2 separate regions of the Homo sapiens genome follow, and region 2 is linked to region 1. Evidence: read pairs that join two places in POLR2A ChIA-PET (ENCODE). Cell type or tissue: PC-9. All regions are shown on one strand.

Region 1 (4,000 bases):
AATTTCTGGATGTGGACTAATCAATGCCTTTTCCAAGAAGCTCATCAAATATAATCAACCTACCTTCATTTAAGAGACAAAATGCTTCTTTTGAATTTTCCAAGTCAGAGGATAACATTTGTCCTTGCCTTAGTCAATACTTACAGTGGGCTCAGTCAGTATGTAAAGATTTGGTTTTATGAACTAGAAAATTTTAATTACACTAATTTCCCCCATGGAAGCTCAAAAGATTCATTTAGCTAAAAAGAACCATAAAACTTTAAGTTTTAAATGTCCTTAATATTTTTCTCACCATTTCCTATTTTTTTCTTCCCTTTTCTGCCCTGTCCTCCATGTAGCTCACGTCCTTCTTCAGAGAAAGAAACAAGGAGCAAGAAGCAAGTGGGGGAGAGAGAGAAGGAGGGGGAAGGGTGGAGAGGCTGCAGGGAAGAGCAATCTTTCTTGTAAACTCTGAATACTGGGTACAAATTACAGCGCATACCCCTAACTTTCTTTCCAAATGATGTGTTGAGAAGTACATGACTACCATAAAATATTATTTTTTTTAAAGCACGTGGATTTAAGAAGATGCATTAGCACTACATAAGCAATGGCTGTTAAAAACAAAAGAGAAGGCTTCCACTATCTTTCCTAAAAGGCATTTCCTATTATGTGTAAATATATGATAAAGGGAAAGAATAGAGAAGACACAATTAAAAATCATGTTGTTTAATAGATACTGATATTATTTAAGCTTATTCTTTCTTATTGACGTCCATCCCCAATTCTGTTATTTTATTTTTAATCAAGTTTTGAGCAATACCTCTGGGTATTTTGAAGCAAATATCCATGTATTTCCCTTTTATTCTTTGCATAAATTCTCTACCAAGAACATTTAAAAACGTGGAAAGCATAATTTATTTTTGCCTGCTGCTGGATTAATCGGTAGACTCACGAATGATTGCAGATATTCCTAATACTTTTCTATCTACTTCATATTGATAACCATTTTTATATCACTTAGCTCAATATTGGCACTGCTCAAACTCCAACAGGGTGTATAGTTTAGCCACCACGCTGTGAATGTATATGCCTATTATATGAGGAAATAACATTTTAAGGTGATTCCTCCAAAACTTTATAAATCATTTTAAAAATTAGACATGTTTGAACAGGCACTAACACACAAACAGGTCTTGGCTGTATCTCATGCAGAATAAGGGTTTGTTGCAGATGTTCTCCTGCAAGCTACATCTTGCCTATTACAAGAACATTCATCTCCCAAACACACCATTTTACCTTCTTTGCCAGAAGCAAAACAAAACACACGCACAAATCAGAGAGCTTTTATTACTATTATTTTTAATTCTGAAATTCTTCCACTTATTCTATATCCTTACAGAGGAGAGGAACCAAACATCTGATTTCTAAAATGCTGCTGTCTGATGATAGCTCAGTTTGCTTTCCCCCTGAACAAGCTACTGATATTAGGGGAGTCTAACCCATGTCTTTTTTTTTTTTTTTTTAAACCTACAAAACCGATGCCTGGGCCAGCACTGACTCATAAAACTGGAGACATTAGCTCATGGCAATGATTCAGTCGTGAGAATTCTGACAAGGGCCTCTCCCTCCCTGGTGCTTTAAGAGGAAAATCGTCCTGAGTAAGTATGGCTTGTGATCTAGGCACAGATGTTACTGTGTCTGTGATCAAGTATTATAAGGAAAGGGGCAGTGCCGTGTGACAGCAGCCACCCTAAGGAGAAAATCACTGTCTTCACAGGAAAACAGTTTCACAGCAGCCCCGGCACAGCCTAATTGGAAAAGTCCAGGCTAGGCACGGTGGCTCACTCCTGTAATCCCAGCACTTTGGGAGGCTGAGGCAGGTGGATCACCTGAGGTCAGGAGTTCAAGACCAGCCTGGCCAACATGGTGAAACCCCAACTCTACTAAAAATACAAAAATTAGCCAGGCATGGTGGCAGGCACCTGTAGTCCTAGCTACTGGGGAGGCTGAGGCAGGAGAATGGCTCGAATCCGGAATGGCTCGAACCCAGGAGGCAGAGGTTGCAGTGAGCCAAGATTGTGCCACTGCACTCCAGCCTGGGTGACGGAGCGAGACTCTGTCTCAAAAAAAAAATAATAATAATAATAAAATAAATAAATAAAACAGTCCTACAAAAAGGCCCTGGGCTCCCACGGCCAGCCATTTCAATCAGCCTGGGAGAAAAATATGAATTTTATTCACTGGACTGCTTTGGTTTCTCCTCAAGGAGAGAGGAAAGGCAGGTTTCCTTTGAAAGGATCCTCTTGAAACGATCAAGGTTTGGGGGGCTATTAGGCTTTTGGCATTTATTGCTAGGTGTGAGAGAGAGAGCATGAAAGGAAGTCTTGAGATTAGGCTGGATAAGAGTTATCTCACTGAACCAGCACCTTCATCTTGGACACCAGGTGAGAGGATACAAATGTTCATTTGGCAAGACAGAAAGCTGAAAGGTATACCTGCTGCCTCTATCCGAAGTCTATCATGCGGTTTGCATGATAGACTTCCTAGTTTACAAATCACTTTCACCCCATCATCTCATTTAATCCTCACAATAACCCTTCAGGATAGGTAGCATCATCCTCATTTTGAAGACAAGAAAACTGAGGCACTAGGGAGGAAGTGATTCGTCAAGGTCCCAGCTAGAGAATGGCAGCCAAGCCTTTAGGACAGACCTGCTCTAGTAAAATAGCTAATCATTTTGGCTCCTTTTCTGGCTCTCCATTCCTCCTCCCTACCTTTCTATCTAGCCCTTTGGAGTAGTGACTTCAGCAACTGACTCTTGCCCTATCTCACCTCTGTCCTTCCCCTGGTGAGTGAGCCACATCACCGACTGAGTGCTCAGCTCCACAGTGTGCGTCTGCATGCCGTGGCATTCTCCAAACTGCTCTCCTTTACTGCAGGCCCCTCCAACCAACCGCCATCTGCTGTCAGGTTAATCTACTTTATATACCGATCTGAAGAGGTGCTGAAAAAGTATGCAATGTCAGCACACTGCCCATGCGATAGAGTTAAAAAGCCTTACCCTACATAGGCTGGCCCATCCTACCTTTTAGCTTCACCCTATGTAGTTTCCTACATAGAACCACAGCTTCAGAGAGAAAAGAAGAGTCACTGTCCTGGGGAAAGGCACAGAAGGCTTGCTGTGTGTTTTGGTGTAGGCTGAGTCCACTGCCTGTCTGGAGAGTCTACTCTCTTCAGTTAACCAATGGTCTGGCATAGAAAAGGTCAATTGCAGTCAATCTGTATCTTTCTGGTCACAAAATACTTCTCTTCTGGATGCAAAGAATTTGAATTCAAGGGGAACTTCAGAGGCTGCTTGATTGTTTCTCTCATCTAAAACTTGAGTCAAGGGTGTCTCACTCTCTGGAGGTGGAGAACTCACCACCACTGGAGGCAGTGCAGCCACCCCTAGAGAACCCTGACCATTCATTTTCTGCTGCAATCTGCCTTCCTGTGGCTTCCCTTCTTACGTGGTTATTGTGCCTTTGGGGACATCTAAAGAAGTCTAAAATATCTCTAGGAAAGCTGGCCATAAAGAAGGAGCTCTATACAACTGATGAAGAGCGTTATCATTTTGTAGCATGAGTCCGAGTCATTTTGGGCTAAGGCTCCAAAAATAAACAATGCTCTTTCCCAGGGCACTTTAACTTATCTCAAAATTGTGCTTCTGAAACAATTATTGAAGGCACTTGTACATCAGAAGTGTTCCTGGTAGTGCGCCTGGGTATAATAACTCAATGTTACAAGATAAATACTACTCATCTTCCTGGAACAACAATTTTAAAGACTTTTTAATGAGGGGAAGAAATACCTATATTGAAATATATATTTATATTTGAATGCAAAGTTGAAATAAGTTTTTCAGAAAGAAAATGATATGTCTTCTATGGACCATTTCAGATTAAACCCTCAGGATGGCTAATCTAGCCATTCATTTTCCTCTGCTCTTAATTGGGGTAAAAGTTTTAAAGTACTATCC
Region 2 (4,000 bases), 67 kb after region 1:
TCTCAAACATCTGAATCACCTGGAGGGCTTATAGAAAGATCACCACTCTCACTTTCCCTCCAGTTTCTGATTCAGTAGATCTGGAGTGATATCCAATAATTTGCATTTCTTAACAAGTTCTTAGATGATGCTGATGCTGCTGGCCCTGAGAACACACGGTGAGAACCACGGAATTAAACTATATAGGAGTTCATTCAGCTCTGACTTCATTATCATGCTAAGATTTAAACTCAAGTATATTGGTGTGCTCAACTGCAAAGCCCACGCTCTTAATCATTAGACTGGCAAAGGGAATATTTCATTATGTTATCATTACTGAATGACACCCAAATAAACAAAATTAGCAAGTAAAATAAAGTTTTCTTGTGAGTTCTCTGAAACCTGAACAGACAAAAGAGTGTTGGCTTTCATAAGAAGTCTGTCTGGTTCAAAATCCTGATCTTAGTTTGAAGAAAACTCAACCTTGTCTAGTTTCAAATGGGAAATGATGGTCAAGTCATATTTCACAGCCTGCCAGTGTCAGCAGTGGAACATATCCAAGGCATGCAGCACCAAAGTATGTTAGTGGCAACCAAACTGTATGGGTCTGCAGAGACCTCAACTCTTGCCTCCGCAGAATAAAGAATGCAACTGAGGGGCATAAGGCAGAGGGAGAGACCAAGACAAGTTCTAGAGCAGGAGTGAAAGTTTATTAAAAAGCTTTAGAGCAAGAATGAAAGGAAGTAAAGTACACTTGGAAGAAGCCAAGCAGGTGACTTGAAAGATCAAGTGCCTGGTTTGACCTTTGACTTAGGGTTTTATATGTTGGTGTACTTCTGGAGTCTTGCATCCCTTCTCCCCTGATTATTCCTTGGGGTGGGCTGTCGACATGTGCACTAAGGAGGGGCTGCATGTGCAATGTGTTTACTCGAGTTGTATGCATGCTCACTTGAGACCAGGGGCCCCCGGCCCCATTCCATGGACTGGTACCAATATGTGACCTGTTAGGAACTGGACCACACAGCAGGAGGTGAGAGGTAGGCAGGCCAGTGAGCATTACCACTGGAACCCCACCTCCTGTCAGATCAGCGGGGGCATTAGATCCTCATAGGAGCACGAACCCTGTTGTGAACTGCTCACGTGAGGGATCTAAGTTGTGTGCTCCTTATGAGAATCTAACTAATACCTGATGATCTGAGGTAGAACAGTTTCATTCCCAAACCATACCTCCACCCACTCTCTGTGAAAAATTGTCTTCTACAAAACTGGTTCCTGGTGCCAAAAAGATTGAGGACCCCTGCTTGAGGTGTTCTCACTTTACTAGTCTGAATGTTCCTAGAAGGTCATATACTAGTTAAACTCTGCCATTTTGCCCCTTAGTACACATGCTTGAGCCCATTCACCCAACTCCTGAGGTCTTTTTGGGAAGCTGCTGATCACTAGTTTAAGGTTTTTTTTCTATCTATCGGGAGACTGCCTTTCCCTGGTGCTGGCTGCAACCACGAACAATTATTAATATTATTTGAGTGAAATAGTGTAACAACTGCCTGACCATCACCTTATGGTCATCTGAGATTGCTGGTGAGGGTTGGGGGTAGGGGGTGGAGCCCTCTCCTGTCCTGCTCATGTCTGACTAGCTACCTACAATAACACTAGTGTATCTTCAAATAATATCATATTTTTTGGAAAAACAAAAATACAAATCTGTGTAGATTTTTTTCTTGTCCTGCATCAGTAATTGCTCTATTTAGGATTAATAATTCACTGTTTCCAAATTTAACACAGTCTAAAGACTAACAGCAACAACCATTTCCACTGAGGACTGGCCACAGGCAGTGTGTTATGCTAACATGCCTTATCTCAGTTATCAGAACAGCTCTCCTATAGGATGTCACCAATATCAATCCTGATCCTTGTTTTGCAGATGAGAAAACTGAGGCTTAGAAACATTCTGTAATTCACCCAAGGTCACCCAAATACTGAATAACTGAGCTAGATTCAAACACAGGCAGCCATCTATCTCTGGAGCCTGACCTCTTCACACCACCTCTGATAATAGCTGGAAAAATGGGTCCAGAAATCCAGAAAGTTGGGTGTAGCCCTGGTTTTCTTAAAAATGCTTATCAGAAATGTTGGAGAAGTCACCACTGATGAACTTGGATCTTAATAGTTTTCTCATCTACTAAAGGTTGGACTAGAATTAGCAGGTCTAAAGTTCCTAAATATAACATTGTAGAATTTTTCACGTTTTACAGATTGAAACTATATATATATGTATGTATGCATATTTTGCCAAAGGAAAGGACAGATGACTAATAGCATGAGTATTACTTCAAACAAATCAGATTCTTTTTAGCCAGCATGATAGGATTTCCACCTGATCAGTTTTTAAGAGGATGCAAGGTCAGAATCAGCTCCTGTGTTTCTGCTGAAATCCCTTTCTGTTTATCTGCCCTCTTCAACTTTGTCATTCCTAATGCATACAGTCTGAGCACAGTGTCTTAAGTAACATTGCTGAGGTTACACCAAAGACAGGTGTTAAGGGAACTATTTCCCTGGGGCTATCATTTCCAACTCTCCCTCCTTAAAAAGAGAGGGAGGAGACAGAAGGAAAAGGGTTTCTTTTCAGATTAAACACAGCAACTGCAAACACCTTCCCCTAGGCAATAAATTCTCTGCCAGTGCATACTGCAGTTTACCCAAACACCAAAGCAAAAGGCAAACAGCCCCTTTTGTAAGGGAAGAACTGTCACCTGTCAAGTGATATTTGTGAATTTCTAGAGAATAGAAGAAAGAAAACTCTTTCCCTTATTTTATTAAGAAGGCTGTTTGTTCAGGGTTTGAAATGCATACTTGTGTTTAAGGTAAAGTCCCCGACTTGGCACTCTTTAACAAAGTGCTGCCTTCCCATTGGCTATACTGTACAAAGAACAGAACAGAGAAACAGTCTGCTCTTATGGGGACACCGGAATTCAGTCTAAACGGAGTGAATATTGAGCTACCCTATAAGCCACATAGGTAGCTACAAATCCACTTTCCAAAAATTAGAGGATTTTTGCTATGTGAAATATATTTTCTTACTTGTTTAATTAATATTTACAGAACTCATACCCAAAGCCTATTTGACACAAATTATGTTTAAATGATTATTTTAATAGTAGAAGCCAAAGGGATAAAAGCATTTGGGATACTAAAAGCAAGGGTTAAGAAGGAAAAGGGGAAAATATTATGTCCATTCCCATGTTCAAGATTAACCTTAGGTGAAAGTCTCGAAATAGACTTTGTCTAGCCCTCTTTTACCACCTCTTCACTCATATTATTTCCATCCCAGCTAGGTCTGCTCACCCCACTCCTGGATACTCCATTCTTCAAGATGTCTTACTCACCTCCAGCCAAAACTACTATCCCTTCCATAGACCACAATCAAAGGTATATCGAGAGACACTATTGCAATTTGGTGGCAGACATCTAGACAGGCCTTCAGTCACCTAAAAGTACTTGCATGTTTCAAAGAGGAGACTGTATCATCCAATTGATTTCAAGTCTATAATCAAATTGATTTCAGGCCACACTTTTGCACAGTTGGTGGGAATGTAAACTGATAACAAACATTAAAAAAACAAGATTCATGAAAAGAAGTTTGGTTAGACTCATGTTTATACAATTTTACCCAATAATTACACTTCTAAGCATATAGCACAAGAAAATATTTAAATATTTTTTTCTTAAAAACATGTGAGTAGACTAGCTAAATAAACCATGGTATATGTACACAATAAAATATAATACATAATGAGGAAATTTAAGTTTTGAAGATTAGTAAATAAAATGTTTGCTATAGAATGAAAGAAGTATATTATAACATTTAGTATGACATGATCACAAATGTTTTATTAAATCTTTTCTAGAAAAAAATTTAAAACCCCAAAAATGTTCATAGTTATTATCACTGGTTTGGGATTTATGTCTTTTTGATACTTCTAAAGTTATGTTGGTTGTATTGCTTTCATAATGTGAGAAA

Evidence for each region. ChIA-PET counts read pairs that join two places held together with the same protein. Peaks named below come from ENCODE experiments on the same cell type or tissue, not always from the same donor. Only the 100,000 strongest peaks of a DNase experiment are listed, where the experiment ranks them.
Region 2: POLR2A ChIA-PET joins it to region 1 with 11 read pairs; 4 of 35 experiments call an interaction of 5 or more read pairs at or near these places.

What each region holds. Positions count from the first base shown.
Region 1 is chr3:189,822,340-189,826,339 of GRCh38, reverse strand. All of the region lies in intron 4 of TP63 (tumor protein p63), which reads right to left. Among named protein-coding and RNA genes, the nearest start is that of MIR944, 5.6 kb to the left of the region's middle. In PC-9, no CTCF peak of the experiment used is centred here; a DNase peak (open chromatin) is centred at 1,579; H3K27ac peaks cover 938 bases.
Region 2 is chr3:189,755,312-189,759,311 of GRCh38, reverse strand. The region is part of intron 3 of TP63 (tumor protein p63); the gene reads right to left. Among named protein-coding and RNA genes, the nearest start is that of MIR944, 73 kb to the left of the region's middle. In PC-9, no CTCF peak of the experiment used is centred here; a DNase peak (open chromatin) is centred at 2,451; H3K27ac peaks cover 3,281 bases.